Linked DNA regions of Homo sapiens: region 2 is linked to region 1. The links are chromatin contacts, found by Hi-C in ENCODE. All regions are on one chromosome and are shown on one strand. Each heading gives the region's core, a stretch centred on a gene start or an enhancer-like site at or near the end of the contact. The rest is flanking DNA. Distances are from core to core; before and after follow the strand shown.

Region 1 (6,246 bases), core at 2,587-5,086:
ACACAGGTTCTAAAACAATAATATGTTGAAATGTACTCACCAAGAAAGCCACCGACCTACAAAGAAACCCTTATCGCTGATCTTGCAATGAGCACCAACCTCCCCTTTGCAAGAGCTGAGATCGAAAGATAAAGAAGCTATCAAAAAGCCATCTGCCCACTTAAAATAATATCACAAGTCATGTTAGGAACCACAGACCTGGGGCCAGATACCAAAACAATTGTCTGAACAGGCTGCTTCAATTTCTCCTTAAAACCGCCCATGTATGTTAAAAGAAAAACACCCTCTCCACCCACCTTGGCCCTGCAAGGTTTTGATTTCTCTGTTCTCTGCCTTTCACACTCTTTAAAATGACCAAACTCCTTTACCCAAACTGTCGCATCTTACAGACAGGGTTCCCATGACAGCCGGCGGGGATGACAGCTTGGGAAAGTGATAGAAATGAAGGTAGCTCTGGGGTACTGGACCTGCTCAGTATCTTCATCTGGGTGGTGGCTACACAAGTGCATACATATGTACAAATCCACTGGGCTATACACAGAATATCAGTACACTTTATGTAGGTATACCTCGATAAAGCAAAAAAAAAAAAAAAGGTAAAAGGAAAGCACGACATGCTGGGAACACCAAGAGTGAAATCCAGAATTTGCCCTGAATCATGCCACGCTTTCTAGAGGACCAGTTTAAAAAAAAAAAATAGAAAAAAATAAATGTCCCTAGCATTTCTTCCCTGGCCCTGTCACTCACTAGCTGAGAGGCTTTGAGCAAGCTGGCTCATCTCTCTGAGCTACCTGTCTCCCCTCTACTAAATGGGGATAATCATAGCACCTACACAACACAGCATGCACAGCAGGCCTCACGGAGAGAATGGATCTGATGTTCATAGCACAGAAATCAGTAAATGCTGGCCAGTTATCTTTTGCAGTTACCACCATGCTTCAGTTACCTTGCCCATGTTTGCTGCATTCAATCCAACCATGCAAAGTGACTGTCATTTCCCTTAGCAGAGAAGGAAACGGAGGCAAGGCCACACAGCTGATGGGCGGAGCCGAATTTAGGAGAGGAATCCAGGAAACTGTAGGTGTGGCTCCCTAAATACTGACACTAGCTAACACCTGTATGATACTACTTTGAGCCAGACTCGGTTCTGAGCACCTTTACTCTTATCCCGTAAAGTAGATGCTATAATTCTGTTTTACAGGTGAGGGTCCTGAGGCATGGTGTAGTTAAATGCGTTGGCCAAGGTCACAAGGCCAGTAAGTGGCAGCGCCAGGATTTGAACCCAGGCAATCTATGCCAGAATCCACACTCTTAATGCTGTAAGAAAAACCATGCTGCCTGCCCCCTTTAAATGAAGTCTCAGATTATGGTGGGGCTCACAGGTGGGTGAGTGGGTACCTGCCTGCCTGCTCAGTTACCCAGGCACATCTGCCCACCAGACCGGAGCTAGACCTTTCTGAACCACTCACAGCCTAAGGCCTTACCAGAACCAGCAGAACCCACAAATGTCTTACTGCAGCCAGGGGCTTCTGACCAAGCGTATACATACAAGGTCCAAAAAGCATTTTCCCATTTCCATTCCCAGTCCTCCCAGGAACAGGGAAATGTATACATTTTAGGGAGAATCTAGTGATCCTGGGCCAGACTTAGGTGACCGCAAAAAGAATCAGGACTAGCTGCTGCCCTTAAAGAACTCATAGCTTGATAGAGGAAACCTAGGGAAATCTTCTGGGGCCCCCTGGGGTATAACTGATTATTTCTCCCTGTCCCTAAATGATCACAGGTGGTGTGGCAAAAAAACAAGGGACAAAAACTTCAAGTCCAGTACCCATCTGGTTCTGTCTCTCTGCTAGAGCCACTGCTTTCTTGTGAGAGCATGGGCTCAGCCCCTCGCCTCCACAGGACTCAAAAGTAGATTACAGCGTTAACAGTAGAGTGCACAGGCTTCAAGGTCAGGCATGGGTGAACTGGAAGAGCCAGGTGCCATCACTGCCTCAACCAGTTTCTCCACCTCTGGAATCCTGGTTTCCTGCTCTGTCAGAAAGAGAATCTGCTCTACCCCCCACTGGCAAAGCCCTTGGTCCACACTATGTCATTGCAGTTCTCTCCACTCCAGCACACTGCTGATCATTCACACCAAGCTCATTTCCACCCCAGGACCTTTGCACTTGCTGTTTCCTCTACCTAGAACACCCTTGTTCCATATATGCACATAACTGTTATTCATCATCCAGGACTTAGTTTAAATGAAACCTCCTCAGAAAAGTCCTCCCTGTTCCTTTTCCTACAAACTCTCCCCCACCTCCCCACCGTATCTGCATAACTCTTCTTTATCATCATTCGGGACTCACCTCCTCAAAGGCCCTCCCTTTAACAGCATGTCTGACACAGTCATTCCCTCCCAATCTATCCCCTTACTCCCTTCAGCAGCTAACTTTGTCCCTATTTATCCTATCTGCTTGCTTGCTTGTTTTTTCAAACTGTCTCCCATAGGAGCCTGTATGAATCCTTGAGGGTAGGGTAGATGTCTGTCTTGTTCAGGGCTTTACAGTGGAACTCAATAAATGGAGGAATAAAACCCCAGTTAAAACAGTGCCTAGCACGTGTTTGACCTCCATCACTCTTTGACTGACTGACTCAATGCACCCTCCTCCCTGTCCTGGAGAGCAGGCCTGAGGGGTTCCTGGGCCGGAATGCTTGTCCTCCATCCCAGACACAGCCCTGCGTTGGCGGAGGTGGCGCTGGCTGACATTACCTGCGCCTCACCGGCTTCATGCAGCTCTTCAGCTGCCTGGCCTCAGCCTCCACGGGACCCTGGCACTCGGGCTGTGGCTCCAGCTGCGGCAGCTGCTGCTGCTGGGGCAGCCCTTCGGCATCAGTGGGTGTGGGAGCGGGTGCGATCCGGAGCAGGACTGTGTAGTTGCGGCCGTGGTTGTTGGCCCAGAAAGTGCCCTCAGGGGTCTCATAGCGCACCACGAAGTCGAGGCGCGCCCCATCGCCCGCGCCCTCAGCAAAGGGCAGCTGGAAGGCAAAGCGGTCGGTGCGGCCGCCGTCGTCGGGCGAGGAGGCGGATGCCTGGCCGGGACCCAGGCCGAGCCCCGGATCCAGGATGGGATCTCCTGCTCCTGTTCCTCCCGCTCCTGCCCACGGCGGGCTGCGCGGGACGTAGCGCGCTGGGTGGTCGCAAAAGGAAGCCCAGCCGTCGTGTGAGGCCCGCACGTGCACCGCCTTCTCGAAGGAGCGGTTCAGCACGCGTACCAACCCGCGCAGCACCGGCGGGCGGCCCCCAGGCACCCACACCCCGGCACCCCCGGGGACCGCTCCGGGAGGCGGCAGCAGCGCCTCCAGCTCCACCATGACGCGCCCCAAGCGCTCCAGACGGCCCGGCGCGGGCGGCAGCGAAAATGTGGGGACCAGGTAAAACCCCCCGCCAGCGGGGACGGGGCACAGCGGTGAGGGCTCGGGGCAAGCCTCCTCTTCCTCCTCCCCTTCATCCCCATCCTCGCCATCGTCGTCCTCGTCGGCCCCGCCGCCGCCGCCGCCATCTTGCCCGGCCGCCGCCGCCATCTTGCCCGCCCCGGGCCCGCCCCACGGCCGGTAGCGGCGCAACTGCGCCAGCGGCAGCCCCAAGGCCTCGTCGGCGAACAGCACCCTCCGCGGGGCCACCGCCGCCTCGACCGAGGTGCGGGGCTCACCCGCGGCCGGCGAGGGGGGCGCGGAATGCCGCAGCGGGGGCTCCACAGGGGCCGTACGCGCCATATCGGCGGCGGCGGCGGCACCGACGGCACCGGCGGCGGGACCGGCGGGGGCAGGGCCTGAAGGGGCGGGCAGCCAATGGGAAGGCCAGCGCGGAGGGGTACGGCTCACGGGGGCATAGGCGGTGAGATGAAGACAAGTATTGCAGAGGGCCAATGGGCAGCCATGCACGGATGACGTACAGCGAATTGAGAGCCGGAGAAGCACGCAGCCAATGGGGATGCCCGGGAGTGGGCGGTGTAGGGGGCGGGATGATCGAGGAATCAATGGAGAGGCCGGAATGGGGGTGGTGCGAAATCCATGATGAAGAAAACAGAAGCAGACAGCTAATGCGGAAGTCTGAGCGAGAGAGGCATGTGGGCGGTGGGAAAAGTGGAATGGCTACAGGCGATGAGGGCAGCCGGGAACGAACGCAGAGGCCCAAAAAGTGGGAGATCCCGCGGGTTGCGTAGGCGGTGGAACGGTAGCTAGAGAGAGAGAACAGCCAATGGAGAGCCACGCGTGGGATGACGACAATGGCTGCAGCGAGCCAATGGGGAGGCTTGTGAGCGTGCACTGCGGCTTCGAAGGGGTGGTGCCAAGGTGGAGCTAGCCAATACGAAGGCTAAAAGGAGACCAAGAGGCGGGTGTGTAGGGAGCCGAGCCAATGGAGGTGGAGGCTGAAGGCGGGAGCGAGGACGAGAGCTGGCGGATAGCCAATGAGGGAGCCAGGGTGAAGGCGTAGAGACCTCAAAGGACAGTACTAGTATGGGATGAGCCAATGCCGAGGCTAGATAGTGCAGCGGGACGGAGGGAGGACTTGGAGGCAAGATGGGGAAAAAAGCAGAGCCGACGGGGGCAGTGTAGGTGGTGTGAAGGGAGGCATGAGTAGCCAATAAGGAGGCTGGAGAGGAGGACGCTGTGTAGACAGAGTCTGAGGTATTGGGTGGCCGGACAGCAGAACCATAGAACGCAGGCAGCCATTAGGAAAAATGTGCTTCTCAGGGATGGGGTTACCCTCTCCCTAACCCTCCGTGACTCCCCATTGCCCCAGGAATACCCAGAGCCCCTGAAGGCCTAGACCACACCTTGGTGTGTGAACTAGGAAAGTGAAAATGACTGTCCTGTTGCAGTTAGTTACTTACTGGGTCCTCCCTGCCCAACTACAACCTTTTCTTGAGCAGTGCCACAAGCCAAGAATGCCCCTGATTGTTAGCCGCAAGCACTCTCCAGGACTTGATACTATTGTTGAATGAATGGCCGAATAGGAAATTTAACTTTCTGAAGGATTCACTTTTTTAAATTTCAGCTCAGCAAACACTGACCTGACTGTGTGCTACCAGAAGTTGATTGGGCATATGGGTAGCTTCTGACTAATGGAATCACAATCAAAGCCCTGTCCTTCTTGCCCAACCTGACACTCCACACCCCACAGGGGCCTCACCTCCCTTCTTTCTGTCCCCCCATCTCTGCTTCTACTGTTCCCTCTCCCAAGAGTGCTGTTCCTTCTGCTGCTTCCATCTAGTAAACTCCTTTCGCTCTCCCTTTGGGGTCTCACCTTCTGTGGGAACTCAACTGCAGCTTTTGTCCGCTGAACACATCCATTCATACATTCCTTCTCCATCCTGGGAAGATTTACTGAACACCTACTGAGTGCCAGGTTCTGAGCATGCTGTTATCTCATTAGAACCTCACAGCATCCTAGGAGGGAGGTGATCCTTCCAGCAGCCCCTCTCCCCAGGTCTCCATGTTCAGGATGTCCATGAGTTAGAAATGAATATGTTCAGCTGCAAGTAACAGAAAAATCATAAAATAATGGGGGCTTAAGCAAGACAGAACTTTATTTTTTTCTCACCTAAAAGTTCAAGCTGGCAAATAGTCCAGGGACTCCTTCCTGCCCACCTGGTTTGGGCATTGTCTGTCCCGATCTGGCTCCAAGACTCTCAGTCTTCAACAAATCCTTTTGGCTGTCTATTAAAAATATTTACCAAATCCATCCTCTTCTCACCACCTCCACTGCCAGCACTATCACCAGTCACCTAGACTACTGCAGTAGCCAGCTCCTTGCTGGTCCCCTGCTTCCACATTCAGGCCCTAGACCCCATTGTACACTCAGCATTCAGGGGCTTCCTGTTAAATCCTAACACGGTTTGTGTTTCTCCTCTGCTTGCAACCCTGTCATGCCTTCCTCCTCACTCAGCGTTGAAGCCAAAGTCCTTACCATGGCCTACAAGGTCCTGCGTGGTCTAACCTCCGAGTCCCCTTTCTGACCTCACCTCCAGCTTCTCTTCTTGCTCTCTCCACACTAACCACACCAGCCCCCTTGTAGACCTTGAACAAATCAGGTACATTCCCACCTCAGGACCTTTGCCCTGGCTGTTTCCTTTGGAGTTCCTCAGATATCTAGCTGGCTCCCTCCCTCATCTCCTTCAAGTCTTTGTCAGAGGCCCCTGTCTCTGGGGACTTTTCCTGACCCGTTTAATCTTGCCTACTCACCCCCAACTCCCAGCC
Region 2 (6,246 bases), core at 1,297-3,796, 300 kb after region 1:
TGATTAATGAAAGGGTGTGAGGGAAATCACAGATGATACCCTACGTTTGGCAAGGGAGCAGCCTGTCCCCTTCTCTGGCCCCTGATGGTTCATTTGTTTCTTAGGATATGGAAGTTCTGTCCCAGGAAATTGTGCGGCTCAGCAAGGAGTGCGTGGGGCCTCCTGACCCAGACCTAGAGCCAGGAGAAACCAGCTAAAGACCTGCAGGCTGCACCCACCTCCTCCCCTTCCTACCCCCTAGGATGCTATTCCCTTGGGCTGTGGTGGAAAAATGAGGGCTGGAGCCAAAATCAAATAGCTTGGGAGACTGGACATTAAAGGGGCTAGAGGCCTGATGGTTAGTGTTAATGATCCTGTCTTAGGGCAGAGGCCACCAGGGAGTGGGGATCCTGAGGGAAGGGGCAGGGATTTCTCCTTCTTCTTGGTCCTGGCTCCCAAGGGCTTCTGTCTTCATCTCTGCATGAGCTCTCCTTCCCAGAGACCAACTCTTTTTATTTTATTTTATTTTATTTTTTAATTTATGTCTGGAGCCTGGCTACTCTGCATTTGGGATTGGGGATGCTGGGTGGGTGTGTGGTCCATGTTCAGCGTTCTAGCAACACGTGTGTGTGTGTGTGTGTAAAGGCTATGCAGCCAAAATACCATCTGGCCAGACGGGCCCACCCACTGACTGTCTCGTCTCGTTCTTTTCAACCAGGAGGAATATGCTGGGGGCGGGGAGGTTTACACCATTGGAATAGGGAGAGAGGTCTCTGGCTGCAACGTTACTCTCTTTTCCCCACCCTCATCCAGCCTGTCTCCATTTACTGCTGACCAGCCCCTCAAACTGAGTGGAGCTGAAATACCTGCAGATATGTACATGGGTAGACATGTATGGGATTGTGGGTATAGATGAGTAGACAGATGGGAGGATGGATAAGTGGTTGGATGGACCGATGGATGTATAAGTGAACGGTTGCATGGACTGATGATGGATAGATTGGGAAATAAATGGATGGATGGATAGGTGGTTAGATGAATAAATGGGTAGATAGATTGGTAGGTGGATAGAGGATGGATAGTAGAGATGTAAATGGACAGATGGATAATAGGTCTATGGACAAATGGGTGGATGATTTAGGTAGACAGGTGGATGGATGGGTTTATGGACAGGTTAGGAGTAAATGGACCAATGGTTGGGGGAATGGATGGATGGGTAGATGAGCTAATGAATGGGAAGGGTAAAGAGTGGGAGAAGAAATGACAAGTGGAGCTATGTATGGACAGAGATGGGCAGAGGATGTCACCCTGCATGTGTTCCGGGTGGGAAGAGATGGGCAGAGGATGGATACATACAGATAGATTGGCAAACAGCCAAATGGGGTGAACTTACAAATGGATGAATGAGTGGGTGGGTAGATTAACGACTAAGTGGACGGGTGGGTGGAGGGATGGATAGAGGAATTGATTGTGTGGGTGGGAGAATGGGTGGATGGGTAGGTGGAGGAATGGATGTAGAAATGGACAAATCAGGAGTGTGCCAAATGGGCAATTGGAAGTTTACACGGGTGGGTAAATCTTGGGTGAAAGGCTAGGCCTGGCCCTGCATTACAGTGCCCCTGTCATCACACTCCTTTAATTAAGATTAAGCATCCCTGGTGTGAGCTGTGTCCAGTGCTATCACCTTTCACATCATGTAATGCTCCAAATGACGCTATCAAGTTGGGATAAGTCTCTCCATCTGACAACTGAGGAAACAATGCAAGTCACTTGCTCAAGGATGCAGCAAGTCAGTGGCAAAGCTGGGGTTTGAACCCACCCATAGCCAGCCAGAGGCATTCCATAATCAGTGCTCCTGCCATCCAGAAGCAGAGCCCTCTAGCGGAGGAGGTGTGATTTGAGGCCACTGGATATGGACAGATAAGAGAGACTACCCCCTCGGAGTGGGGCCTGCCTGAGATGGTAGGGGGGTGGGACCTGGATTGTCCCCCTCTACATTCCCTTTACCCTCATTTCATATCTAAAAACAGGAAGTCCCGTGCTCCAATCCCACAGCCGAAGTCTTAGAGCTGGGGCTGTAACCCATGCTGCGCCCCTCAAGGGGGCGGCTTCGGAAGCTTGGCCATCTAGAGAAACACTCCCCAGCAATTACCCCCGACTCCTGGCTCTCCTGCCTTTCCACAGTCTGGGGGGCAGGGAGGGGACAGCGCTGCATCATTCCCTGTGGCACTCCGCTCTGGGGCCATTAACAGACGCCTTCCCATCGATCGGATCTGCTAAGTGCTGCTGATTCAGGCGAGTGGGGGTGGGGGCCCCTGGGGGCAGAGCGGGTAGGAGCTGGGCAGGAAGAGAGGGGAGTCCAGGAAGGAGGTGGAGAGAATTGGCGAAGTTCCCTGCCACCCCCATTTTCCAGATGACGCGACTGAGGCCCAACCAGCTTTGTAGGAGGCGGAGTCTCCCCAGGGTCCCTCTCTGGCTGTCCTAGGGGAGGGGGCTCAGGGAGCCACGAGGCCCCTCCCTGCCTCTCCATCTCCCGGCAAGCTCAGAGGGGCGGGGAGAGAGAGCCAGAGGAGGAGGAGAACTCAGGCAGCTCTGCAGAGGGGGCCAGGAGCTCGGGTGTTTGGTACCCCCAGCCCCACCGCTGTTGCTGCTCCTGCAGCGGGGACACAGGTGAGGACGCCCCGAGAGAGAGGGGGAGGGGGACCACCACTAGCGCTGTCCTCATCCTTCCCTGGTCCAGCCCCCACGCCCTAACCCATCCTGGGATAGTCCCCAGGGGTCCCACTGGACCTTGCCCTTCCCAGGCCTCCTTCCAGGGACCCCGCACCCTCCCCCTGCCTATGCCACCTTCTCTCCTATGCCTGGCTGTGGTTGCTTCTCTTCCTCCTGCTGCCGCTGCTGCTACTGCCACTGCCCAGTACACACCGCCAGCCCCTCGGGGTGTGGTTTCCCCAGACCTGCCCCCAACGGTGGGACCCAGCCTTCTCCCGGCGTCTCCTGCCAGCTTCCTGCAAAGCCCAGGAGCCCCCCTCCCTGGAGACACACCCAACTCCCTTTCAACACCCCACCCCCCTCTTAATCCCATTTTGGGGTTAACCCCCTTCCTCTTATTTAGTCTTCATAGATCCCCTGGGTGCTCTGGGATTGTGCCCAACTTCCTAACATTTGAGTCCCGGCCCTTGGAATTCCCCAGGCCCCTTTTTCCTCCCTGTAGAACTCCTGAGAGTGTCGACCAGGCTTTGTTGGCCCGTCTAGATACCCACCTCCCCCAGATAACTCTCAGCCTCTCAAAAAATAACCCAGCCCCCTGTCTACCCCTTTAGATAACCCCTTCCCCTCTCCAGCCCTACTAGGAGGCTCTGGCCTCTCCTTTCTTCCCCAGAACTCCTGTAGAGTATAGACACCCCCCCGGGCTATTCTTGGCAACTCTAGGCAGTCCCAAGACACCTTTCAGCCTCTTTACAACCTCCTGGATCCACAGCCACCCCTCAAGATGCACCAGCTCCCTTTCCAGATCCATGAGGGGGGTCTAACCCTCTTATGCTTCCCCTAGAAGTCTTGAGGGTGTGGACAACCCTCCTCACCTGTCTCAGCCCCTCTAGAACCCCCACTTCCAGGCACTCTCAGTCTCTTTCAAGCACCTCTGGTCCCATTTCTACCCCTCTGGATGCCCCAGTCTCCTCTCCACCACTGCAAAGGAATTCCAGGCTCTTCTGCCTTCCCTGAGACTCTTGAGAGTGCAGAGAATTCCCCACGTGTTTCTTGGCCCCTCTAGACGCCCCCAGACACCTCTCAGGCACAGGCTGACTCCTTTAGAATCATCTCAGTCTCTCTAAACCCTCCCTCAGCTCCTTCTTGGCCCCATCCCCACACCCCTTTTCTGCTCTTCTCCATGTCCCCAAGGCCCTTCTCAGTCCCTCAGAACATTGCCCAGGCCCCTCCTAGGTTCTGTAAATGTCCCCCAGACTCCTTCCCATCTCTTTAGTTCTTCCTCCTGGTTCCTCTTGGCCTCTCTAGACACCCCCAGTTTCCTTGTTTGGGTGGCTCAAGGTGTCTCCAAGCCCCCACCATCCTGGAGACAGCCACATTCTCCTAAACGCCACCCTCACTAAGTCTCCCTGGGCTTGGGGAGTGGCACGATGGCGGCAGGCCTGGCCACGTGGCTGCCTTTTGCTCGGGCAGCAGCAGTGGGCTGGCTGCCCCTGGCCCAGCAACCCCTGCCCCCGGCACCGGGGGTGAAGGCATCTCGAGGAGATGAGGTTCTGGTGGTGAACGTGAGCGGACGGCGCTTTGAGACTTGGAAGAATACGCTGGACCGCTACCCAGACACCTTGCTGGGCAGCTCGGAGAAGGAATTCTTCTACGATGCTGACTCAGGCGAGTACTTCTTCGATCGCGACCCTGACATGTTCCGCCATGTGCTGAACTTCTACCGAACGGGGCGGCTGCATTGCCCACGGCAGGAGTGCATCCAGGCCTTCGACGAAGAGCTGGCTTTCTACGGCCTGGTTCCCGAGCTAGTCGGTGACTGCTGCCTTGAAGAGTATCGGGACCGAAAGAAGGAGAATGCCGAGCGCCTGGCAGAGGATGAGGAGGCAGAGCAGGCCGGGGACGGCCCAGCCCTGCCAGCAGGCAGCTCCCTGCGGCAGCGGCTCTGGCGGGCCTTCGAGAATCCACACACGAGCACCGCAGCCCTCGTTTTCTACTATGTGACCGGCTTCTTCATCGCCGTGTCGGTCATCGCCAATGTGGTGGAGACCATCCCATGCCGCGGCTCTGCACGCAGGTCCTCAAGGGAGCAGCCCTGTGGCGAACGCTTCCCACAGGCCTTTTTCTGCATGGACACAGCCTGTGTACTCATATTCACAGGTGAATACCTCCTGCGGCTGTTTGCCGCCCCCAGCCGTTGCCGCTTCCTGCGGAGTGTCATGAGCCTCATCGACGTGGTGGCCATCCTGCCCTACTACATTGGGCTTTTGGTGCCCAAGAACGACGATGTCTCTGGCGCCTTTGTCACCCTGCGTGTGTTCCGGGTGTTTCGCATCTTCAAGTTCTCCAGGCACTCACAGGGCTTGAGGATTCTGGGCTACACACTCAAGAGCTGTGCCTCTGAGCTGGGCTTTCTCCTCTTTTCCCTAACCATGGCCATCATCATCTTTGCCACTGTCATGTTTTATGCTGAGAAGGGCACAAACAAGACCAACTTTACAAGCATCCCTGCGGCCTTCTGGTATACCATTGTCACCATGACCACGCTTGGGTGAGTGTGGACTCTGCGTTGGGGGCTGCCCGATTACACTCACCCTTTCTGTAAAATTAGGAAGTTTAAAGGAATGATCTCTTTCTTTCTTTCTTTTTAAATGGAGTCTTACTCTGTCGCCCAGGCTGGAGTACAGTGGCAAGATCTCAGCTCACTACAACCTCTGCTTCCTGGGTTCAAGTGATTCTCCAGCCTCAGACTCCCAAGTAGCTGGGATTACAGGTACACGCCACCATGCCCAGCTAATTTTTGTATTTTTAGTAGAGACGGGGTTTCACCGCGTTGGCCAGGCTGGTCTCAAACTCCTGACCTCAGGTGATCCGCCCGCCTTGGCCGCCCAAAGTGCCGGGATTACAGGTGTGAGCCACCGCGCCTGGCCTCTTTCTCTTTTTGAGCTTCAGTTTGCTCATCTGTACAAACTGAGGGAGCTGGACTTAATTCTTCAGATCCCTCCCAGCTCTGACAATGCCTTGATTTTCTAGGTCAGGAGACTTGGGTTCAAGGATTGTCTTAGCTGCTCTCTTTCTGTTGATGTCGTTTTCTCATGGCCTCAGTTTTCCCCTCTGTAAAATGGGAAATGCTGATCCCTTCATCATCTAGAGAGGATTCAATGACATCATAGTTGTGAAAGTTCTCTGAATGTTTCTGGTGCAGGATACATAGGTGTTGGCTTTCTAGCACCTTTTTCTGTTTTGGGGACCCATGTCTCCCAACCTTCTAGAATTGTCTGCTGTGTGGGGCACTACTTCTGAGCCTTTGTGATTCCTTGATGTTTCCCAGAACAAGATGTTTTCAGCATTTTTATTATTATTATTTTTTTGTCGATCCCTGCAGAAGAAACAGAGTTGGGATAAAAGTATCAAATGGAATCATCGAACTCATGAGCTTTCCAAAGATACTGTCTAGGGCAGATGCTGTGATCCTTCTCTAAGTTTCCATCACTGGGATTGGGTATACAGTTGGTGCTCAGTATCTGTTGAAGGAATGACTGAATGAATTGGGTTTGC

What was found. A loop is a pair of places that touch in the nucleus more often than their neighbours do. Pooled maps may share reads with other maps.
Region 2: a loop to region 1 is called in a pooled map, with 3 times the contacts of the local background. The contact joins the promoter of KCND1 here to the promoter of PPP1R3F in region 1. A Hi-C loop is called at or near these places in 1 of 50 pooled maps.

Annotation. Positions count from the first base shown.
Region 1 is chrX:49,267,383-49,273,628 of GRCh38, reverse strand. It overlaps PPP1R3F (protein phosphatase 1 regulatory subunit 3F), which reads right to left and starts at 3,836. Exons shown (of 4, transcript NM_033215.5): 1 at 2,756-3,836. The coding sequence starts at 3,759. RefSeq lists a silencer at 3,561-3,800 and enhancers at 4,501-4,550, 4,248-4,747.
Region 2 is chrX:48,968,144-48,974,389 of GRCh38, reverse strand. It overlaps KCND1 (potassium voltage-gated channel subfamily D member 1), which reads left to right and starts at 2,546. Exons shown (of 6, transcript NM_004979.6): 1 at 2,546-5,239. The coding sequence starts at 4,119. GRIPAP1 (GRIP1 associated protein 1) reads left to right here. Exons shown (of 26, transcript NM_020137.5): 26 at 105-667. The coding sequence ends at 197.